Linked DNA regions of Homo sapiens: all the other regions are linked to region 4. Evidence: chromatin contacts called from ENCODE Hi-C or POLR2A ChIA-PET data. All regions are on one chromosome and are shown on one strand. The core of a region is the stretch at or near the end of the contact, and the rest is flanking DNA. Distances in the headings are between cores, read along the strand shown.

Evidence for each region. Hi-C counts contacts between places; a loop is a spot of excess contacts on that map. ChIA-PET counts read pairs that join two places held with the same protein, here RNA polymerase II (POLR2A). Pooled maps may share reads with other maps.
Region 1: a map of CD8-positive, alpha-beta T cell shows a loop between it and region 4 (4-fold over the local background). The contact joins two enhancer-like sites. A Hi-C loop is called at or near these places in 1 of 168 maps with a recorded cell type or tissue (CD8-positive, alpha-beta T cell), 4 of 37 single-sample maps with no recorded cell type and 11 of 50 pooled maps. POLR2A ChIA-PET finds 5 or more read pairs at or near these places in 6 of 52 experiments (WTC11, activated CD8-positive, alpha-beta T cell, activated T-cell and 2 more).
Region 2: a loop to region 4 is called in a map with no recorded cell type, with 6 times the contacts of the local background. The contact joins two enhancer-like sites. A Hi-C loop is called at or near these places in 2 of 37 single-sample maps with no recorded cell type and 11 of 50 pooled maps. POLR2A ChIA-PET finds 5 or more read pairs at or near these places in 2 of 52 experiments (Panc1 and SK-N-SH).
Region 3: a loop to region 4 is called in a map of OCI-LY7, with 2.1 times the contacts of the local background. The contact joins two enhancer-like sites. A Hi-C loop is called at or near these places in 2 of 168 maps with a recorded cell type or tissue (OCI-LY7 and ascending aorta), 2 of 37 single-sample maps with no recorded cell type and 7 of 50 pooled maps. POLR2A ChIA-PET finds 5 or more read pairs at or near these places in 2 of 52 experiments (H1 and SK-N-SH).

Annotation. Positions count from the first base shown.
Region 1 is chr4:140,114,167-140,119,572 of GRCh38, reverse strand. The region is part of intron 1 of MAML3 (mastermind like transcriptional coactivator 3); the gene reads left to right. Among named protein-coding and RNA genes, the nearest start is that of MAML3-AS1, 11 kb to the left of the region's middle. Within about 2 kb of position 2,857, at least 3 of the 41 ENCODE cell types and tissues checked have a DNase peak (open chromatin) inside an H3K27ac peak, as active enhancers do.
Region 2 is chr4:139,948,643-139,954,838 of GRCh38, reverse strand. The region is part of intron 1 of MAML3 (mastermind like transcriptional coactivator 3); the gene reads left to right. Among named protein-coding and RNA genes, the nearest start is that of MAML3-AS1, 180 kb to the left of the region's middle. Within about 2 kb of position 3,583, at least 2 of the 41 ENCODE cell types and tissues checked have a DNase peak (open chromatin) inside an H3K27ac peak, as active enhancers do.
Region 3 is chr4:139,974,293-139,980,415 of GRCh38, reverse strand. All of the region lies in intron 1 of MAML3 (mastermind like transcriptional coactivator 3), which reads left to right. Among named protein-coding and RNA genes, the nearest start is that of MAML3-AS1, 150 kb to the left of the region's middle. RefSeq lists an enhancer at 1,262-1,311. Within about 2 kb of position 1,540, at least 2 of the 41 ENCODE cell types and tissues checked have a DNase peak (open chromatin) inside an H3K27ac peak, as active enhancers do.
Region 4 is chr4:140,044,915-140,050,745 of GRCh38, reverse strand. The region is part of intron 1 of MAML3 (mastermind like transcriptional coactivator 3); the gene reads left to right. The region is part of intron 1 of LOC124900783 (a long non-coding RNA gene); the gene reads right to left. Among named protein-coding and RNA genes, the nearest start is that of MAML3-AS1, 80 kb to the left of the region's middle. RefSeq lists enhancers at 911-1,446, 1,447-1,983. Within about 2 kb of position 1,330, at least 29 of the 41 ENCODE cell types and tissues checked have a DNase peak (open chromatin) inside an H3K27ac peak, as active enhancers do.

The sequences.
Region 1 (5,406 bases), core at 1,608-4,107, 67 kb before region 4:
AAGTGTCTCAGGAAGGAAGGAAGAAAAAAAAATTGTGTATCCCAAAATGTCTCTCCAGAAGATACGATAGAAGAAGTCTGTAATGACTGTATTTAGGTACACTAAACCAGCAGTGCATATCTGCAAATTGGTCATGAGATGTGAGAAAGAAAGGTAAGAAAAGTATATCTAGGAAGGTACTAGGTTAGTTAAATTAAGTTGATTTCTGTCTAATGTAAGACTTTAATGGCTGAATCTGGGTTCCTTTCATGCCTCCTGAAGTGAGTGGGCAAATGGTTACAATGCCATTTCAAGCGCACCTATTAAAAATTGTGGACTACAGTAACATCTTTTAAAGTGGTCTCTAGGAAGGGTTATGTAGTGGAAACTGAATAGGTTTTTCTATTGTGTGAGATTGGAAGTGAGAATAAGATCTTGAGGTTGACCTTATCGGGGTGAATTCTGAAAACGCCCATATACCACACCTGACTTTTGCCTTGAATTCTCTGGGGAATGCCACCATACCCCTTGCCTGTTAATGTATGTATTGAAGCTAGCTTTGACTGAAGCTGCTGCTTACTACCATTCCCCTGGCTAACAAGCCTACATTAATTTCCCAAATCCTTTGTCAAAAAAATGATTAGGTTGGTTTGAATGATTACACTTAGAATGTAGGATGCTGCATCCATTCTGTGTGTGCCGTCAGAGGCCTTGTGTGGGGGAGGTGAACAGAATCTAATCAACTTGGGTTACTTGATCAGAAGTGGCTCTTACGCATGTTATTTTTGCAATCGGAGAGAATGTTAGGCTCTCTTTCCCTGCTACAGCATGATCGTTTCCAATGGGCCATAATACTTTATGAATATTGACCAGAGGCATGAATCGAGGCTTTCCAAAATATATATTTTTAAATTTGAGATAGGATCTCACCATGTTGCCCAGGCTGGTCTTGAACTCCTAGGCTCAAGCAGTCCTCCTGCCTTCGCCTCCCAAAGTGCTGGGATTACAGGTGTGAGCCACCACACCAGGCCCCAAAATATTTTCAATGTTATATACTCTTGGTATCTGTATTTTCACCCTGGAATAGAGGTTCCACAAAGGTAGTCAAGGTTATGGTTCTGCTACCTCATCCTCATTTTCATTGTTTATTATTATTATTAGCTAATACTTATATGCTACTTACTATGTACTACACTGTACTAAGCATTTCATGCTTATTAGATCATTTAATCTTCAACCTAATGAGATAGGTGTATATATATATACAGATGAAGAAACTGAGGCGCAGAGAGGCTAAGTGACTGGATAAAAGTCATACAGCTAGTACACGGTAGGGCTGTGGTTTGGACCCAGGCATTCTGGTTCCAGAAGACTGCACTCAGGACTATTAATTTTTAAAAGATTGAACACGGTAGGGAAAAAAAAAAAACAAACCCACAAATATTTTAACCTGGGGGTTGGTTGTAGCTGATATCAGAGAGAACATTTTTTGTGGTGGTTGTCTAGCTGTAGGCTCTGAAGAAATGCCGGCTGTGGGTGTCATGATTCTCATTTTAGAAGATTAAAAAAAATAAATTTAGTGTGTTCTTTTAAGGTTTTATTTCTTTTGTGTATTTGCATATATTACCATGCGTGGTTATCTGTGAAAATCCTTAAAAATGTGTAACACAAATTACCCTTAGAATTACTAGATTAATCTTTCCTTCTTAATCTGAACTATTGACTTCTGATATTGTCTGATGTGCTTAGAGAAACTGTTGGGCTCCTTTGATAATCTCATGTTTTTGTAATTTTATTAAGGATATACCTATAATTTAGAAACATTTTATTTGTATTTTTATGAGACTTGGAAGGTGGCATCAGATTAGATCAATTTTTCTATTCTCTATTAATAATTTTGAGATTATATATACACATACGTATATATGTGTATATATATATATACCTGTATACACATACATACATACATATATATTTATATATTTTTTTAGACAGGGTCTCGCTCTGTCACCCAGGCTAGAATGCAGTGGTGCAATCATGGCTCACTGCAATATTTTGCAGTATAAAAAACTGATTTGGAATCCCTTGCTTTGTCTCTGATTAAGCATTTGTATATTTTCTTAAGGAAATAAATATTCTGTAAGTCATACTTTTAAAGTTATATAGTTAGAGTATGCTTAAAAACATAAAACCACATTAAAGTTTAACTTATTTTTGGAAGTTAGGTTTTAATGTGGTCAGCAGCACCAAGTAAAAGTGTAAATTTAGAAACAGCTTTTAAAAGTCTTACTTGAAAGAGAATAGTAAGTGTGTAAGAAAATACGAGGGAGATATTTGGATCAATATAATTAGGAACCCCAAACATTTGCTTTGGGTTATAGTAAATAAGATGCCAGATAATGGCTTTCCCCATAATTAGGATTTTGCTTGTAATAAGACCCTAAAAATCACCCCAGATCACACTAAGGGTAAAAGGAAGAGACTAGAGAAATCCCCATTTTGAGAACTTTAAAATTTTTCTAAGGAAGAGGAAATAGAGCTTTTTAAATTCTGCTGTGGAAGAGGAAAGACAGTCCAAGTCTGGAACTCAGCATGTTCTGCAAGCTAGAGATCTAACATGAGTGGAGGTCCTGGGTTAATAGTGAGAACACTCTGAGTGCTAGTATTACAGAAGGTGATCTCCATAGCTATACTCTGTGTCTGTATGTAAAGTGCCCTATGCTTTTAAAAAAATCTCATCTGTGAAGGGAGATGGAAACCCAAGTGCTGATCTTTTGTCATCAATAACAATCCCTAGTCACATCTTTACAAGGTAAGTGTTACCATTCATTTGGGTTGACTGTGTTTAGCTTTCTAAAAACCTGCTGCCATTTCAGTTGAGTGAAGCATGATTCACTTCCTGCCCTGTAGGGTATACACCAGCCTTAATGGTTTCGTCTGGATGTGGCCAGAGCTGTGGAGGATGGAGGGAATGGCAACTTTTGAAGCAGTGGGGTTAGAGGTTAGAGTGGCAGTCTCTAACGTGACTTTCTGAAGGAATTGAATCCAGGCAGTTGGCTCCACGTGACTTGTGTTCTCTTTTGTATTTCTTTGTCAGCCTCCCTGTCCTTTTACTGAAGTAGAATAGACACCGTCTTGGTTTCTGGTGATTGGCAATAGCCCTGAACATGCAAGAGAAATGTTCTCTATATAGGTGTCATTTTCAGGAGGGCTAGTTTTGAGTAAGGATCTTCCTGAATAGGAGCTGATTCCCTGGGGGCCCTGGATATTATAGAGTTGTTTTGAACACATGAACACATGAAAAAAGGTAAAGAATTCAGAAATTTAAGAACACAGTATAACTTGATTAATTTGAGCCCAGATGTTAATAATTTGTGGTATTGTCATAAGGCTTTTTGCCTTATATGAAGGAGTGCTTGTAAACAGACTAATAGTAAATAAAGCAGGCATGGGAAGGACATTTAACCTATTCAGCAAGATAAACTACTTTTATTTAGAATAATCTTTTTTAAAAAAGGGAAACAATGAAATAATTGCAAATAAAATTACCAACTAAAGGATCTTAAAGGACATTTATTTGGCAAATATATGTACTCTATATATTTGTATATACTTAAAAGTAATTCCAATTTTCTATTATTCCATGTCACCTTCCACTAGTGTGAATTAGTAAATATTTTCTATATTTAAATAGACATTTTCATTTTCAGTTTCTTTGTATTTGGTGGGAAAACTTTTTATATTCAAACCTAATTGAAAAAGAATGATTTTTACATTATAAAAAAGAATCTTAATTTCACAAAAATTTGACCTTAATATTCATCTAATGGTAAGATTTTGCCCTACAAATGTTTTGCAGAGACATGTCAATTGGATAAATTGAGTACACTTGCTTTTTGCTCTTTATGTACCTGTTTCCAATTCCAGATTAAGGAATGTTTTGTATGTGTCCAGAGTCACCAAAAAATGAACTTATGTACCTGCTCTTAAGTCTCTCACTTGCTTCTGAATATCTGTAGTCCTGGGGTCTGCTGAAGGCACTGATCACCTCCCAGATCAGTCTTGGTGTTAGTCTCCTGCACTCATTAATTTGTGTTATTGTGGATGAAAATATTTACTCTTATGCATTAATTTGCATGACCACATAAAAATTATAAGGGATATTTGTGGCTTTGCATATTTCATTTGTTTATGAATTGCTCATTGAGAGCAGTTTCTTTCTAGCCATAGTTTTATTTTAGAAGTGAAAATTGAGAGTGAAAGCATTTGTGTTAATTGAGAGTGAGCACTTGAGTTTCAGGAGGAAGAGAAAGAAGTAATTTAAGACTTAAAAATAAAATGTATTGTTATGAGCTATGAATAACTCAAAAATAGTGCTAACTCATATGGAAGTTTTTATGGGATAAAATCTTTGAGTAGAAAGGTAATGAACTGAAAACAAATTATTTTACATATCTCCATAGGACAAATGTTTAATAAAACTTCAGCAGCATAATTAGGGCATTGTATTAAAATGAGACTTCATGTGTCTTGTCCTGAGGAATGTTATGGTTCTATAGGATATGAATTCAGAGCTTTTATTTAAATAGGGCAATTTGTTTATGAGTTGAATGAAGTTATAATGTACTTTTACTGTTGAACATCTTAGTGCAAAAGAATTGGGGCAACTGTAAATTTTAACACTCATTCAATATTTGATGATATTAGGGATTATTATTAAATATGTTTTAGATGTGATAATGGTATTATGGCTATATTGTTGAAAATAGGCCATAACTTTTAAAGGTACACTCCACAGTATTCACAGATATAAGTTCTGGCATGTGCTTTCTATAATATGGAAAGGGAATGTGGGTTTGGGGTATGGATGAAACAAGATAGGCCATGAGTTGAAACTGGTCGCTGGCAATTTATTACATTCTGGCAACGCTTGTATGTTTGAAATTTTGAACAATCCAAAGTTTCTTAAAAGACATACGTGTATACACCCGGCTTATTGGGGAGAAATACATTGATACTTAGTCAAAGGTACGGAGGGTTTCAAGAGAAAGAGTTGCCTAAAAATATCAGAGGTTTGATTGCACTGCAATTATATGCAGCTATATACAGCTACGTAATTTAAAAACCCAATAATATTGTAGTTTTATTTTAATTAAGATAAGCTTCTACTTAAGTGAAAGGAAAAAGAACACTTGCCTTTTGGCTACAGTCTTTAATTCAGCAAACATTTTTTCAAGCCCCTCTGTGCCAGGTACTGTTGAGATTGCAGGAAATTCAAGGAACAGCACAGATACAGGTAAAGTAGCTGGTGAGATTTCTCCACATCATTCCACAGCGTGATGTGATAAGAGCTATAACAGACTTACACAAAAGTATGATTGGCACACAGAAGTTGGAATGATTTTATTCTACTTTCATAGGGTGGAG
Region 2 (6,196 bases), core at 2,334-4,833, 98 kb after region 4:
ACGTTATGATCACATCAGAGTATTTGGGTAATGACATGTGCCTGTAATCCCAGATACTCGAAAGGCTGAGAAGGGAGGATTCCTCGAGCCTAGTAGTTTGAGACCAGCCTGGGCAATGTAGTGAGACCCCATCTCAAAAAAACAAAAATAAAGACACTTCTTACGCAAAGTGAATCTCTTGCATCCACCCCCGTTCCATAAAGCAGTCTGCCATAGACCAGTTGCTGCCTGGATTTCCTTGTGTTTGAGCTGCCTTGGCTCCAGCCTCTGGACTCACCTTAATGCAGGGCTTCCCTTATGGCTTATTCCCCACTCCGTGCATTCTGGAAGCAGCTGTACTTGTCATGGGTGGAAGACCCACTGATGCGGACTCCCTGCTAAACACCTAGCAACACAGCAGAAATTCTGACAAAGGTGTTCCACGGAAACACAGACATGTTTTCTATCCCACCTTTTCTTTTTAAAATGAAGTATTTTTGATAAAGTGAATTTTAAAACACAAAATAGCAATCCCCAAAGCACAAGCTAACAATAGTAATTATAATCATAATTGGCACTTGTATATAATGTCATTTTGCAGGGGGTTCAGCCATTTTCACAGGCATCACCTAGTCTCAGCAGACACGTTTGAGTTTCCTAGGTCGTAAATCTCATTGTCTGTATTCTAAGGATATAAAATATGAAAGTGAAGCAACTTATCCAAGGTGGCAGGGAGGACACATGGACAAATGAGAACAGGGTTTCTCAAGTGTGCCTGAGCACAAGAGTCAACTGACACTTGTGAACAATTTGGTTTCCTGAGCTCCACCTCAGAACTACTGAATTAGAATTTTCAGGAAAGATGCCCAAGAATCCTTTTTATGAAGGTGTGTGGTTGACTTGTGGTACCTACATTTAGGAATAAATTGATCTAATAGAAGAAGCAACCCCTGACTCCTCTCTGCTATCAGCCTCCTGTCGCCGTTGGAATGAAAGGAGAGTCTCTAAGAGCATGAGAAAGTTAACCCCAAGAATTCAGATGCAGTATAGGAATAGCAGCTACTGCTACCCCTCCCTTGAGTTTTCAAAGAAAGTACACTTTTATGTATTTTTAAATGTCAACACTTTGTACCACTGGTTTCGAAAAAGGCCCTGGGGACTAGTAGTAGTGTGCATAAGCATTCTCCTGCTGATCTAAAAACTGGATTCTTTTAGAACTTGTGTTTTGTTTTCTTTTTTATGAGACGGAGTCTCGCTCTATCACCCAGGCTGGAGTACATTGGCGCCATCTCAGCTCACTGTAGCCTCCCAGGTTCAGCAATTCTCCTGCCTCAGCCTCCTGAGTAGCTGGGATTACAGGCACCTGCCACCATGCCGTGCTAATTTTTGTATTTTTAGTAGAGATGGAGTTTCACCATGTTGGCCAGTCTGGTCTGAAACTCCTGACCTCAAGTGATCCACCCGCCTCAGCCTCTCAAATTGTTAGGATTATAGGCATGAGCCACCGCACAAAGTTGTTTCATTAAATGTAACTTTTGAGCGGTTAACATATGCCTACGATACAAATTCAAAAGGCTAAAAACAAAATACGGTGAGAGATAAATCTCTTTTCTACCCCTTTCTTCCTGTCTCCTAGTTTCCTTCCCCAAAGGCACCCACTGTTACTATTTTCTAGCGTTTTCTTCCAGAGACGTCTCAAGCATATAGAAGTGTATATGTAGGCACATTCTTTTTTAAAAACCCAAATAATAGCATACCACGTTTAACATCTATGTCATTGTGCCTAATTAATAATTTCCCTCTGACATCACTTAGTGATTTTGTGCAGTTAAAATAACTTTTGTGATAGAGAAACCCTGAAATCCCCAGTGACCTCAAATATGAGTTTTTTTCTCTGTCATCCAACAGTCCAAATCCAGGCATTTTTTGGACAGGCAGCGAGCTCCTTCCACCTTGTAGCTCCTCCACGGATCTTGGAATCTTTTGCTTCCAGCTGGTTGGTGAGAAAAGAGATAGCCTAGGGGATTTGGGGGAGTCCTGACTTTAATGTGCCAAGCCAGGTTTTTATGGGCCAAGCCTAGAAATGGCACACATCATTTCTGTCCACAGTCTTTTGTCAAGAACTAAGTCATATATCCCCTTCTAGAGCAAGAGGAGGTGGGAAATGCAGTCCTTGGCTGGGCAGCCACTCACCAGCATCAAATTTACACAGCTGAAAGGGTGCAGACATCTTTGGTGGGCCACTAGCCATTTCTGCTGCAATTTTTATTCCCCCCAAATGTACTTGGTTTTGTTTTTTTTTAACTGCAGTGGATGGGATTTTGTTTTCCTCTTGGCACATGTGAGGACAGTCCGAGGTTGGTAGGGATTTTTACACCCCAGGTGTGGTCTATAAACTGCAGAGTTTGAGAAGCACTATTTTACGCAGGAGGCCAAACATTAAGTTCAGCTTTTGTCCCTGCTCATGTGTAACCCCAGGTCCCAGAACTGCCCCACTGCATATCTCTGGACAGAGAGACCCCCTGCCTACCTGATCACTTCATACATTGAACCACCTCGAACTAAATAACTTCCCTATTATCTAACCCAGATAGAGCCAAGAAAAGAGGGATTCCAGAATCCCCAACTCACAGTCTGCCTATAAAGCATTATAGTGATATTATAATGGCCCTTCTTTTTGTTTGTTTGTCTTTTGAGATGGAGTTTCGCTTTTGTCCCTTAGGCTGGAGTGCAATGGCACGATCTCGGCTCACTGCAGCCTCTGCCTCCTGGGTTCAAGCGATTCTCCTGCCTCAGCCTCTGAAGTAGCTGGGATCACAGGCACCCGCCGCTACACACGGCTAATTTTTTGTATTTTTAGTAGAGACAGGGTTTCACCATGGCGGCCAGGCTGGTCTCAAACTCCTGACCTCAAGTGATCTGCCCGCTTCAGCCTCCCAAAGTGTTAGGATTACAGGTGTGAGCCACTGCACGCAGCCTAATAGCCCTTCGTAAGCTTTAATTTAATGGCTCCATCCTTCTTCACCCCTTGGCCCCCCTTAATACTAGACTTGCTACCCAGAAATTTTCTGGGATCTTTTTTTGCTTACCAAACTTTCCTGCTACTGGAGACAAAAAAAAAAAAAGAACAAAAACAAATTAGCAATGTAAAGAACATTTGTTGAGTTCAGTGTTGGAGAGAGCAGTTCACAGAGCTGCCGAGAAGCCACAGCTGACCCTTTCCTCTCTCCTCTTGGTAGGAGCCAGCTGCAAGGAGAGGGACCTAAGGTGGTAGAGGGAATGGCTCCCTCCTCCACAGCTCTGCATGCGTCAGCCCCCAAAATAGAAATGCGGGGACCAAGTTGTGATGGCAGGGAAACAGCAGAAAGAGGTGAGGCTGCCTGTGCTCCCTGCCCTCCAGGCCTCCACAGGCCAACCTGTGACCTCACTGGTGGGCCTCCAGAAGCAGGGAAAGACAGAGGCCCAGCATCACCTTTCCATTTCCGCATTTGTTTTCTCTTCCTTGCTGGTGTGCATTGACTCTGTGGTCACTGTTCTCCATGTCAGCACATTCAAAATTGCTGACTGTCAACACTGAAGGCAGCGTGGCTGCTACTGAAGAAGCCACAAGGAAAACAGCTTTGGGCAATGGTGGATGTTCTTGGTGTGACACATTTCTAGCTCCCAGCACAGGCCCTTTACAAAGAACAGGGCTTTGTGGTTTGGGTAGGATGGGGAGAAAGAAAGAGGGAGGGAGAGAGAGAAGGAGGCTTGGCTTGTTGAGATCTTTTGTTAAGGAAATAAATATTGGTTTCCTAGAATTTGAACAGCTGAAATGGGAGATTGGCAGTAAGCAAAATGTGATTGTAACAATCAAACCCACGTGCAGACAGAAGTTGGGAGTCATTAGGGCAATGAGGTTGTTCTTCACGATCTTGGGAGGAAAGAAAAGGTGACCAAAATGCCATTTAGTAACCCGATGGCCTCTTCAAGCCCTTCAGGCTGGCCCAGAGCTGCAGGCAAAGCTTTGATGGTGTGGGTGGTGCTGTTCCCTTGGGCAGAGCTTGGCTGGAGGACTCTTAGCAGGGTGGCCGCAAGTCTCTGGGGCCCCTACTTGGGGACTTACACAGACCAGGCTGTATGTCTTTGTAGCTTGTCAAACCACAACTATTCACAGAAGGCGTGTGGTTTAGAATCTACCACAGTCAAACCCGGGAGAATGTGTTACCCAGTTCCAGAAAGGTTGCTAGTTTGTGTGCTGTAATGGAAAGTGGCCAACTTTATCTTTTCTTATAAGAACTACAATGGGCAATCAGGATGGAGGCTTGATCTACAGGACTCTCTACTGAGGGTCTCCTGTGAAAAAGGTGATAGGAGGGAGGTGCTGGTTGTATTAATCAGAGTCCTCTAGAGACAGAACAAATAGAGGATAAAGAGAGAATTCATTTTAAAGAACTGGCTTATTTGACTGTGGGGGCTGGCAAGTCCAAAATCTGTAGACCAGACTACCAGGCTAGAAATTCAAGTTAAGAGTTAATATTGGCCAGGCATGGTGGCTCATGCCTGTAATCCCAGCACTTTGGGAGACCAAGGCAGGCAGATCACGAGGTCAGGAGTTTGAGACCAGCCTGGCCAGCATGGTGAAACCCCGTCTCTACTAAAAATACAAAAAATTAGCCGGGCATGGTGGTGTGCATCTGTAATCCCAGCTACTCAGGAAGCTGAGGCAGGAGAATTGCTTGAACCTGGGAGGCGGAGGTTGCAGTGAGCTGAGATCACACCACTGCACTCCAGCCTGGGCAACAGATCAAGACTGTCTCCAAAAAAAAATCGTTAATATTGCAGTCTTGAGTCCAAAATCTGCAGGCTGGAAGCATAGGCAGGTTTTCTGTGTTGCAGTCCGAAGGCAGAATGCTGCTTCTTTGGGAAACCTGTCTTTGCTCTTCAGGTGTTCAACTCACTGGATGAGGCCCACCTACATTATAGAGAGTAATCTGCTTTACCCAGAGTCTACTAATTTCAACGTTAATCACATCTAAAACTAGCCTTCCTAGCAACATCTATATTGGTATTTGACCAAACAACTGGACATCATAGCCCAGTCAAGTTAACAACTAAAATGAACCATCACATGAGGAATTCAAGGAAAGTAAAGGCATGAAAATGTCAAGCAGTTAACAATCTTGTCAAAAGGAATTTAAGACAACATTGATATTTTTAGGTTTCATATCTTGATAAATTTCATGTCAATTAAATTTGTGTTTGTAAATTAAAAGTACAACATAATATTCAGATTTCCATAGTATCAAATGATGGGTATTTCTTTAGAATAAAAGTTATGTTACAAGCCAGACTGTTTCAGTGACATGCTTCCTGGTTTTTTGTGACAGATTGTACGTGGCATAATCTCTGATCTAATGGGCATTCATTGGAAATAGTCTTTTTTATCTTGGTGTCAGAAGAATAGTACATGGGCTATCACAGAGCACTGAAAGAGTGGGAGTTCAATTCCTGATACCGCTTCTATCTTATGATAAGAGTCTGAGACTAATTAATTTCTACTACTGGCCGGGTGTGGTGGCTCACGCCTGTAATCCCAGCACTTTGGGAGGCCAAGGCAGGCGGATCACGAGGTCAAGATACCAAGACCATCCTGGACAACATGGTGAAACCCCATCTCTAGGAAAATACAAAAAAATTAGCTGGGTGTCGTGCCGCGTGCCTGTAGTCCCAGCTACTAGGGAGGCTGAGGCAGGGGAATTTCTTGAACCCAGGAGGCGGAGGTTGCAGTGAGCCGAGATCGCGCCACTGCACTCCAGCCTGGCAACAGAGCAAGACTCTGTCTCAAAAAACAAAAAAAGAAAAAAAAAATTTCTACTACCACTTTTGTATTTTAGAAGCATGTCAATAAGGCGTAGAGGCTGCATGGCCATAGGGAAGAGCTTACCCCTGGAGTGAGACTGCCTGTGTTCACATCCCAACTCTGGCACTACTAGTGTATTACCTCTCTTACCTGTGCCTCGGTTTTCTCACACGTACAATGGGGATGATAGTTTCTACCTTACAGGGATCTTGTGAGGTTTAATTGTATTAATATACGTGTCCATACATAGTGTCATGTAAGTGTTTGCTATTTTAACAATTACTGATGGATAATATGAAGAGATAGAGATAAAGTATGAGAAAAGGGTTGAGATGATTGAAGACAAGTTTTTAGAAATAGATTACACTTTGGAGC
Region 3 (6,123 bases), core at 291-2,790, 71 kb after region 4:
ACTCTCACAAAGCTTCAGAGACTGGGGGAAAAAATCAAGTCAAAATAAGGCCACAGTAATGGCCAAAGGAGGTGTGTATGCAGAGGGTGGGGGAAGGGAATTTTCTCAGGGATCAAGGTGGAGGGTGACAACTGATTCTTAGAGTGGACCCAGTCTTTATTGTCTGTGGGTATTGAGGTTGTAAAGCCAACAGGATCCTTCTTCCAGATGACATGAGGGATCCCAGAAGCCAGGCCTCAAGCCCTAAGATAAAGAGGCTTGTCTGAACTAGGGCCTCCAGACAGCTAGCTGGAGTCCGGGCTGGGCTTGGCCTCTGGAAGATGCCGAATGCATAAAGGGAGAGCCCAGATCCCAGAAGCTCTGTAGCAGGCCAGCCAAACAGATAGTAAGATAGTCCAGAGAGAAAATAGCTCAGTGCTCAGTCAAGCCCTGAGACTGTCCGTACTCACCTAGACCCTGGGTGGGACAATGGGATATTCCTACTTACTATTGGCAGTTGTTCCAGAGAACCACTGCCTTAGTCCATTTTGTGCTGCTGTAACAACATACCCAGGACTGGGTAATTTATCAAGAACAGAAATTTGTTTTCTCACAGTTCTAGAGGCTGGGAAGTCCGAGATCACGGCACCAGCAGGTTCAGATGTCTGGGGAGGGCTACTCTCTGTCTCCAAGATGGTACCTTGATGCCACATCTTCTAAAGGGGAGGAACACTGTGTCCTCACATGGCAGAAAGGTAGAAGATCAAGCTAACTGAACACTGTGGGAAGCCTCTTTTATAAGGGCCTTACTGCTATTCATGAGGGAGTAGCCTTCATGGCCTCTTAAAGGCCCTGTTACCTCTTGATACTGTCACATTGGCAACACCTGAAGTTTTGAGGGGACACATTCAAACCGTAGCAACCACTAACCCAACTGTTAGTGGCTGGGCATGGATAGAGCTAAAGCAGCAACTAGAGAACACATGTGGACAGTATAGAAGGAGCTCAGCAGACAGGGGCAAATGGAGCTGGGAGGCAGTGGTGTCTATGGAGGGGTGGTTGGACAAGCTCTGCCTCCAAGCAGAAAAATGTGAGAAGGCATGTTTAAATGAATGCCATGTAAAAGAGCTAAAGAGGGAGCTATGAGCCAGGTAAGTCTAGACTCATTTCTAGCATGTTGAAGAGAAAGGCAACTTAGACCAAAATGTTTAAAATTTTATTTACAAGTTCTGTGGTCTCAAATCATTCTAATCCTTAGTTCTCTCACCTTTACAATGGGAGTAAAACTAATACTTTCCTTGCAGGATTGATGAAAGGCTTGTAGATAATGCAGGTGTAACACCTAATACAGAGCCGGACACATACAAAATGCTTCATAAGTAGTGGCTGATATTATGATTTTACTAGTACCACATAAGCAGGCTTGTTCCTTTGTTCTGTCAGTTTCTCTAAGGTAACTAGTCATAGAGCTCTTTGAAAGTAGTCATAGAGCTCTTTGAAAGTAGTCATAGAGCTCTTTGAAAGTGAAAGGAGGATGTGTACTTGTTTCAGTGCCATCTGGAAATGGAGAAGTGGCAAATCCGTTTCCTGCTATATAGCCAGTTCTGTGGGGAGGCCAGGTGGGCAGGCTGACTGGCAAGGTCTCTGGGGGGGATGTCATCCATGGGAGGGCCAAAGAGAGACACCAAGACAGATTAGGGATGGGGGACAAAGAGACCCAAGTCTCTTTGATAACCTGCCAGGGCCCAGATTGGAGCCCCTGAAGGAAGAGAATGTTGTGAATGCCTAGCGCAGTTGTGTGCTCTCTCTCTCTCTCTTTTTTTTTGATGTGGTTGATGCTGGGAAGTCATGGGAGGCATTTGGAAGACATAGTGAGGGTCAACTGCCCTTTACCCAGGAGGAGAAAGGGCAGAGACGCCATCCTCTGCCACTCGTTTTTAAAGCATTTGCAGATTTTCATTTTTGCAGGACTTTCCTTTCAGAGAGAAGTGGCACTTGAGACCACTTGCCACCTGTTGAGGCTCTTCTCTGCTCACTCCAACAGGCTTCCTGGAGAGGTCTTGGCTAATGCAATCTGGGCCTTGGGATAGATCTGCAGCTAGAGTTGGTGCTGAATCTTCCTGTGCTTGGGAGGCTCACCACTCCCAAAGATGGGGAGCCAGGAGTGCCATGCATCTCCACATTAGCTCACTTCCTTTGAGGCTGAAATCAAGAGAGAGACTTTGGTCCAAAGACTTTTTTTTGTAACCTTCTTGGGCTCCATTCTTCACATTTGCTTCCGAGTCAAGGAGAAGGAGCACAGACCTGAGGGATGGAGTGAATTCTAATCCAAGCTCTGAAACTGACCAGCTGGGGCCTGAAAGCAAGACTGTGACCTCAGTCTGCACCACTTCCCCTCCCATCAGTAAAGTGAGAGGATCCATTGTGCTACCTTCTGCAGTCCCTTTCAGCTTTGGTGTTCACTGATTCTGTGATGAATTTCCTGTAATTTCTGTGTAGGAACAGAAAAGAGCATAGAAGATCCTTTTTTTGTTTTTTTTTTGTTTTTTGTTTTTTGTTTTTTTGTTAGGGAGTTTCACTCTGTGGCCCTGGCTGGAGTGCAGTGGCAAGATCTTGGCTCACTGCAGCATCTGCCTCCTGGGTTCCAGCAATTCTCCTGCCTCAGCCTCCTGAGTAGCTTGGATTACAGGCACATGCCACCACACCCAGCTGATTTTTGTATTTTTAGTAGAGACGGGGTTTCACCATGTTGGCTGGGCTGGTCTCGAACTCATGACCTCAGGTGATCCAACCGCCTCGGCCTCCCAAGGTGCTGGGATTACAGGCGTGAGCTACCGCGCCTGGCCAGAACATCCTTTTAATTCTTATCTGGAGACTTAATCTATATGTTCATAATTAGTATTACCAGTAAGGGCAGAATGTTCCAAAGTAGGGTCTGACTGCATTTTTAAACAATGCAATTTGCAGAGCTCCACTCTTCCACTCCTTAGTCTTATGTGAAGGACACACTTGGACTAAAATGGTTATTGCTTTATCATAATTTGGGGATCTCTATCAGAGATGATTTAGGCCAGAGTTTCTCACCCTCGGCACTATCAGCATTTTAAATTAGATTCTTCTCTGTGGCGGGGGCCGTCCTGCGTACTCTGGGATGTTCAGCAGCATCCCTAGTCCATTTGGGCTGCTATGACAAGATACCATTAACTGGGTGGTTTATAAACAACAGAAATTTATTTCTCACAGTTCTGCAGGCTGAGAAGTTGAAGATCAAGATTCAGTGTCTGGTGAGGGCCTGTTTCCTGGTTCATAGATGGTGCCTTCTTGCTGCATGTCTCCTGGTGGAAGGGCCGAAGCAGCTCACCAGGAACTCTTATAAGGGCAAATCCCATTCATGAGGCTCTGCCCTTACGACCTGATTCCCTTCCTAAAAGCCCCACCTTCTAATATGGCACATTGATGATCAGGTTTTAACATATGAATTTTGGGGGAATACAGCCATTCAGACCATAGTACCTGGGCCTCTGTTTAATGGATGTGACACCCTCTTCTCCCCACAGTCGTGAAAACTATCTCCAGACATTGCCAGATGTGCCCTGGAGGGAAAAAAAAATCACCCTAGTTGAGAACCACTGATTTAGTTTTAATTTAGGGTATGTATTTAAAAGGCAGAAAAATAAGTATAGAATCAAACTTAATTAAGCAAATGCCTCTAAAAAACACTGAATTTTAAAAGAGGTAATAGTAAAATTTGAATTTGCAGAAATGTAGGACTTGCTTTTAAAGCTCATATCTTAAGTACATACTAACCACATATGGCTTCTCAACTGTACTTGAGATTTCTTCAATCAGGAAATAAGATCATCCACCTTTTTTTTCCTGAAGGTATCACCTATGATTCTAAGTAATATTGGATGACTGGATGTTAATGTACTATGCCTTCATAATTTCTAAAGAAATGTATGAATAAGATATTAACCTGACATAAATAGTACTTTCTTGCTGTGGCTCTAGTAAAGTCTTAACATCTGCACAGACTGGTAAAGACTTCATCACATCCCCTCTTGCTTTTTCCATTTCCAAGATGCTTATTACACCAAGGCTGATGTTAAAAAGATTTCTTGTCATCTGCTCTGATTACTGTTTTTGGGGGAGGAGAAAACATAATGAAGAGAAGAAGAAGAAAAGAAAAAAAACCAGAAGAACAGGATCTGTCTTTCCTGTATTTTGTGTTCCTGAGAGCTGATAGAGAACAAATTGTGAAATGTGGGAGGCTTTGCCCAGCATTCAGGCTGAAGTTGCCTTAAAAGGAAAGTATGGCACGTTACACATTTCCCACTTCCTTCTTTTTTAGTTTCCTTTTAGCCATTCTCAGAAATGTAAGCAGGAAGAAAATAGCAATCAATTATGTTTGGAAACAACTGAAGTTAAATCTGACTGATATTTGTTTATAAAACTATGCATCATTTTATTTTCAGTACATTTTCAGTTCCTCTTTTGCCCCTAACATTCTCCTAATTCCCATGGTGAATATATTTCCTTTAATCCAGGCCTGAACACTGAGATAGTTAACAGCCCCTGGTTGTTATTTCTTGATGAAGTCTCTCCTAGTCAGCTCCTTTTTTCTTCCCATTGCCTTCCTTTAGTCCAAGTTTTCATAACCTCTAGGCCCTCCACTTTGCAGTTCAATCTGTGAGGTTAATGACTTCACACCTTTTTCATTATATTCATGCCTTCATTCACTGGACAAATAGTTCCTGGGCCCCTATTCTAGGCCAGACACTGTTCTAGGCTTGAGACATACAGCAGTGAATAAAGCAGACAAAACCCCCTTTCCTCATGGAGTTTATACTACCTAAGGGAGGAGGGCAGTGGATAGAGACATTTTAGAAAGTAAATAAATCATATCACATGGTAGAATATGGTAGATGTAATGAAAAAAGTAGAGCAGGGAAGGGAGATAAGGAGGTATATGGGGTGTGTGTGTGTGCATGCCTGCACGCGTGTTCATGTGTGAGCCTGTGTGTATGGAAAGGGTAGGCTGCAATTTTAGATACGGTGATAGGGAAGGCTTCACTGAAAAGTGACATTTGAGCAATTACATGAAGGAGTAGCCAAACATGGAGATACCTGAGGAAAGAGCAGTCTAGGCAGAGGAAACGCATGTGAAAATGCTTGAAGTGTGCCTGGTATATGAGGAAGACTCTGAGGAGGCTGGTGTGGGAGAGGAGGACATAAGGCGACAGTTGATAGGGGTGGAAGAAGCAGATGCTGCAAAGCCTTGCAAGCCCTTGCAAGGACTTTGGCTTTTATCTGAGAGAGATGGGATGCTGCTGGATGGCTCTGAGAAGAGAATGGTGTGATCTGACTTGCAGGTTAATAGGATCATGTCACCAAGTCGTCATATCACTTCCCCTACTTAAATCCACCACTTGACAACATATAATCCCTTTATCCACAGAGACAAATACAAACTCATCTTCCCTGTCCCTAATCAAGAATTTTTCCAGTCACCCTGCACAAGCCCTCTGCACTCTTAGTAAACAGTGACCACCTCCTGCCCCTTTCACATTCTACCCGTCCTTCAAGTCCAAGCTGAAGTTTCTTTTTCCAGAAAACCTTTGCCACCTCAAAATTGATCTCTCTCTTCTCTGACCTCCTATCGTATTGATTATTTATCAATAAATACAATATAATATATGGACTTGACCATATATTATCTGGACTTCACCATATATTATCTTGGATTGTTTTCTACGTAGGCATTGAAAGGTTTATAGAACTTGAGACCTAGAAGAGTCTCGGGAATCATCTCTTCTGACTCCTTCATTTTACCAGTGAGGAAATAGAAGCCCAGCAATGTTTAGGATATTGCCAAATTCGCTCAACTAGCTGTTTAATGTGTACACTGCCTTTCTCAATGAAATTATAAGTACATTAAGGAATGATAACATGCCTTATACTTCTCCAAAATCTCCTATAATAGTGGTTAACATAGTACTCATGTAACAGACACTTACTAAGTTCAATTAAATGGCCGGGCGCGGTGGCTTACACCTGTAATCCCAGCAGTTTGGGAGGCCGAGACGGGCAGATCACAAGGTCAGGAGATCGAGACCATCCTGGCTAACACTGTGAAACCCTGTC
Region 4 (5,831 bases), core at 81-2,580:
GGTCACTTTATAGATTGACAGCGTGTTGTATTCCCATGGGTGAGGACTCCTGCCTATAGAAGGCCCTGATTTATAGGTTCAGAGGCCATCCTTAGAATGAGGGGGCTGAAAATTTCCTTCTCCAGGTGTTAGCCCAGAGCAGAGAGAAATGTGTTCAGTGGAGCCCACGGCAGTGGAACACATGGCTGCTTTGGAGAACCTGGGAGGCGGTGCGAGGATGTACAGCTGTACCCCGAGCAGTAGGTGTCACTGTAGTCAGTGGCTTTTACTCCTCAGAGCCTAAGGGGTTAATTGGGTCTGGTTTAGAAGGGCAGACAGAGGCCCATCTGTGCCCTCCAGAGTGTTGGGCTTTGTCTCTAGGGCACCAGTTGACTCCAATGAAAGACCCAAGTTGACTCCCATTTTTTTCTCTACGAACGAAAGAAGGATGCTTTCCCATTTATATTTTAGGGTCTAAGGCTAGGCTGTTAGATGTTATGCAGTGGGGTGGGTTGGGATGGATAAGTAGGTGAGATAATCCTTCTAAAGTTTGGCGGGAAGACCTAGAATAGAGGGGAAGGCAAATTCTATTAAGAGAAATGAAAGAATATGGAATAGCAGAATACATTTCCTTGTTGTTATTGGCAATGAGCCCTGTTATATTCAGGCAGTGTGAGCTTTCAGAACTTCTATCAGCATCCTTCTTAGAAATTTCCCTTTTACCACAAAGGAGGCAAAGGAAAAAAAAATCTTTCTAGCAGAGATGTTTCTCTGCTAGATTTCTCTTTTGCCACTTTCCACTCCAGAAAGTTAATTTTCAAATGCTAAAATGGATTTTAAGATTTAGAAATAGCTACTGTGTTGACTAATTAAAAAAAAAAATCCTGTGATTACGTAGCCAATTGCTTTTTCAAGTACACCCACTTTTACTTTTTCTTTTCTAGTAACACCCTGGTGTGAAAACAAAGTAAAACCGAGTAAACTCACTGTAGAATTTTAGATGCATCTTATCTCTTATTTTTTGCCTAGATAACCATCTTTCTCCCCACCCACCATCCAGGCAGCACAGTGTAGTCTGTCCTTTTAAAAAAAAAGGAAGGCAACATGTATGATTTATACGTAGATACTCATTAAAAATAACTCCTGTCCAGTCTTTGCTCTTCCCCCATAGCCTGCCTGTTGGTTGTTGTTAACACCCTGATTAAGCCTTGCTCTTAATAGTACAATATATTAAGCTCAGCCTGCTCTCTCTTCCCCCCTCCTCTGTTCTCCCTGTGAGTGAGTGGCTCGTTTTAAACCATCCGCACACTTGCTGAGCCAGGTGGCGTTGCTTCCTGCCTCTCCTGCTCGCTGTTGCTAAGTGAGAGGCACCATATCACACATAAAGCTGAACCAATAGCATCCTGACCCCCATAGGCTGGTAAAAGCTGAAGAAAGAGAATCCCACAGCGTTGTCTGTGACCGGTGGGTCCTCCTCTCCCTCCCACCTTTTCTTTTCCAACAGGAAAGGGAGGCGGCGAGGGAGATGGTAGGAGGAAGAGGGAAGAAAGAATGGGGGAGGTGAATCCTAATATGCCTTGCTGTACTTGCGATAAATGCCATTTTTTTTTCTTTGTGAAGAAAAGGAGTGGTAGCTTCTCTTGTGCAATCACAGAGCAGCAGATGCGCTTCTTTCTGCCCCCAAACTGCCTGTGTTGACAAAGCTCAAACTCTGAATAAAGACGTCTGTTGACCTGCATATCTGCTTTGCTCCTCTCTCTTTTTCTTTCTCTCTTGCTATGAATCTTTGAATCCCCACAGTTTTGCACATCTTGGCACCCCTGTTCATTCTTCCTCTTCACCTTTCTTGTTTCATTTCTGTCTCACAGTATTCTTTCCAGAAAGCATTTCCTTTGAATGTAAAAATTAGCAAAGTATTCCGTATATCGTCTTGTGAGGAAGTCATCAGATCATCCTAGGGAATGGGGCAAGGGAAGGGGAATATTTATAAAGGGGATTTTAAAAAACTCGTTACGATTTTCAGTCTTGGCAGGGTCTAAGCAAGCACAAAGTGAAATGTGAAAGGCTGTTCTTAACTGGATAACTGCCAGTATAGACAGCCAGTGGTATAGTTGAGATTATACAGAGGAAATGACCTTTCTCCTGTAATTACCTGGATATTTTTGGCAACATCAGACCCAAGTTACCTGGGTAATTATGGCTTTGTAGATCTGACCTTAGGACAAAACAGATTCCAGTTAAGTTTTCCATGGAAAACATTTGCTATCTTTGGTAATAAACCTAGTGAAGGCACCCACTGTTTTTGCAACCATGGGAAGCCCAGTTACAAGGAGACTTTCTTCAGTTCTATGCCCAGTAGGTTCCCAATAAATTTCTCCTGACCTTTTGGAGATGGCTTTATTATTTGGTCACTTGTATGCCTTTTGAAAAGATAACCTGTGTTTATTTCTGAATCAAGGGTATTGAGGTTTCCTGTAACCTCTTGCTGAATTTGCACATGTTTTGGGAAGATATCAAAAGAATGATATTCATCCTTAAACTGTCCATTTCCCTCAAGAAATTTCCCTTTCATTCTTGAAATACTGCCCTACTATTGGGCCAGAAATCCAGTCCACTCACTCAGGATCACACAGAAAAGTGATCATTAGTCTCCCACTCCACCTGCTTTTTCCCAGCGTTTACACTAACTTTTGTGTTTGTTTGAACCAAAACTAAAATGTCTTCGTAAAGGGACATTTAAAGGAAGTATGTGGGGTCAGATTAAGCAAAAGGGAATTCCTGGGGAAAAGCCTTACCAAATGTTGAGAACTGGAATGTTTTTGTTCTTGTCTGAAGAGCCTATCTTTTTCTTAGTATCACGAAGTTAAAGATGGCCATTGCCGCCAGCGCTGACTTACAATATTTAAAGCTAAAATTCACAGACAGTCTTCAAACTTCACTCCATTTAAGTTCAGTCTCCTCCAAGCTAAACCAGAGCTATTTACAGGTATCCAAATGCTTAGATCTGAGCAGCGCGTCCATCTTCTGCTGTGCCCATTTTGGGGGTGGGGGGTGGGTGTAAATATCAAACTCAAGCTCCAAGAGCGGGCAAAGAAGTTTAAAAATAAAGGACTGGCCGGCAAGTCCTGTAAAACTGGCTTGTCCTGCAGTTGGCCGGTTGGTTGGGATATTATTAGGTATTATTCATTCATCGCTCTTCTATTTTGTGCTCAGCCCTGTGCTGAGAGTTTGGAGCTGGAAGCTCAGCGTGAGCCACGTCCTGGCTCCGCGCCTTCATCTCTGGGTTGCAGCCCTCTCGGTTTCACCAACTTCATTATTCAGATACGGGCGCTGCAATTCCGCCAAGTAAACCTGCCAGGACCAGCTCCTCTTGCTTCTCTTCTTCCTGGTGTATAATTCTCTGCCTTGAAATCCCTGCTTCACACCCACCTCCGCTGCCCTGAATTTCCTAACTCAGCCAGCCAAGCACAAATCCCTCTAAGTCCCTCAGTGCGTTCCCCCCAAATCTGCACTTGCCCAACAGTCTGTCTAGGCACTAGCTATGACATCGCTCTGGATACCTGATCAGTCCTCTGCTTTGTCCCCCTGTGTCTTTGCTTAGGCGGCACCCTCCTTCCAGACCGTTTCTCCCCTGATCTCTCCCTGTGGAAATCTTGGCCTCAAAAGCCCATCTCAAATGCAGTTTCTTCACTGAAACCCTTCTCCCAGTCTCTCAGACGGCATCTTCCAGTCCTTCGAAACACCATGGCCACTTTTTTCCGACCTCTCCTTCAGAACTTTCCACCTTCTACTTAGAGTTGTCTTTACTGTTCCCTTGGTAGTACCAACAGCAGCTCAGAGGAGGTGTTTAGCCACTCTCCTATATTCCACACGAGCCTCTCTGCAAAATTGCCTCAAATAAATATATAATATATATAGACTGCATTTACTATGCAAACACAGCTTCAGTACAGTCCCCCCTACCCCTCCCCCTGCCCTTTGCGACCCAGTTGCCAACCCTAAATTCCTCCTTTGTAGAAAATGTGAAACCGGATCCTCCCTACTTTATCTTAAGTGATTCAGGCCCAGAGCTGTGTCTTCCTCATCTTTGTATTTCCCAGTATTTGTATTTCTCACTTAATGTAACTGTCTTGCAGCCAGTAGGCACTGAAGAAATGCCTGTTGAATTGTTACGTAACGAAGACCAGAAAACCTGAAAGATTATGTCTATAATTCGCCAGGTTTTCAAACTGTATGTGTAGAGAAGAATGAAGTTTTCTGTGAATATTTTAAATTAGATAATGAGATCACAAAGAAGTTCAATTAAATCTTATTTATCAGTCAGGAGAGCCTAGGTGATGGTATAGTAACAAAGAACCCCCAAATCTTAGTGGTTTAAAGCAACAAAAATTTAGTTCTTGCTCATGTTTATTGTGGGTTGGTGGGGAGACGAGATTCTGCTTATCATTGTTACTCAGGGACCCATTCTCACAAAACTAGCCACGATCTCACACTAGTGGTTACGCTGAAGGAGAAAGAGCTCCAGAGGGTCTAACATCAGCAATTTAATGTCCCTGCCCAGAAATGGTCCCCATCACTCTGCTCACAACTTATTTGTCAGAACTAGTAACATGACCTCATCTAACCACACAAGAGCCAGGAAGTACAGCTCTTCCATGTGCCTGAAAGATAATTAGAAATATTTAGACCATAGCATAAATAACTCCCATGTTTTATTATTCTCTCAGGGTTTTTAGAGGGCATTTATATTTCATATTGACTTTGGAAGCATAGAGAATATTCATGCAATTCCTCTCCCTTTGCATATACTATTCTTTTTCTCACGCACCAAAACATGTTGCTGCGCTTAACCCTAGAAGACTAGGCCACGGCAATTAAGGGATAAGTGGTTCTATTTTCTCTAAGTATAAAATGGAGAACTTGCCCATTGTTTATAGCTCTTCAGCTGCTCTTACCAATACTTCAGAGGCTCTTCTGATGGGTCAGTGAGGCTCGAGACCCCTTTCCAAGGGCTGCCCCAGGTTTACTTTGAGTGTTGCCATACTCAGGATCATAGGAAATCAGTACAGGTTTTATAAATTTTTTTCTAAGAAATTAGTCAGAAAGTGTGAAAACATTATATAGTAGCTGAGTTATTTTTTATAGTGAAAAGCTGCAAGGAGCATAGATGTCCAACCACAGGAGATTAGCTGTGTAAGTTATGGTATATGGAGAAAATGGAATACATATAATCTTTAGAATTACACTTTAGAAGAATATTTTAGATTGAAAAAAAGTCCCAATACATTGATTGCAATATTAAAAAAAACAAACAAACAAAAACAGGCACTAGAACACAATATATAGCAGATTCTTTTTTTTTTTTTTTTTTTGAGTTGGAGTCTTGCTCTGTCGCCCAGGCTGAAGTGCAGTGGCACGATTTCAGCTCACTGCAGCCTCCACCTCATGGATTCAAGCGATTCTCCTGCCTCAGCCTCCCGAGTAGCTGGGATTACAGGCACCTGCCACCATGCCCATCTAATTTTTGTATTCTTAGTAGAGACAGGATTTCATCATGTTGGCCAGGCTGGTCTTAAACTCCTGACCTCAGGTGATCCACCCATCTTGGCCTCCCAAAGTGTTGGATTACAGGCATGAGCCACTGTGCCTGGCCCAGATTCTGTTTTTTAAAAATACATTAAAACTGGGAAGAAAAACACTAATATGTGAATGTGAACAAGGCTTATCTCTTTCTCTCTGTGATGATATTTTGAGTAGTTTTTGTGCTTTTTTTCTTTGATTTTTCTTTCTTTTTGTTAAGTAAGCAGGCATGACTTTTGTTGCACATAAGGAGATATGTAAATATCTCTGGC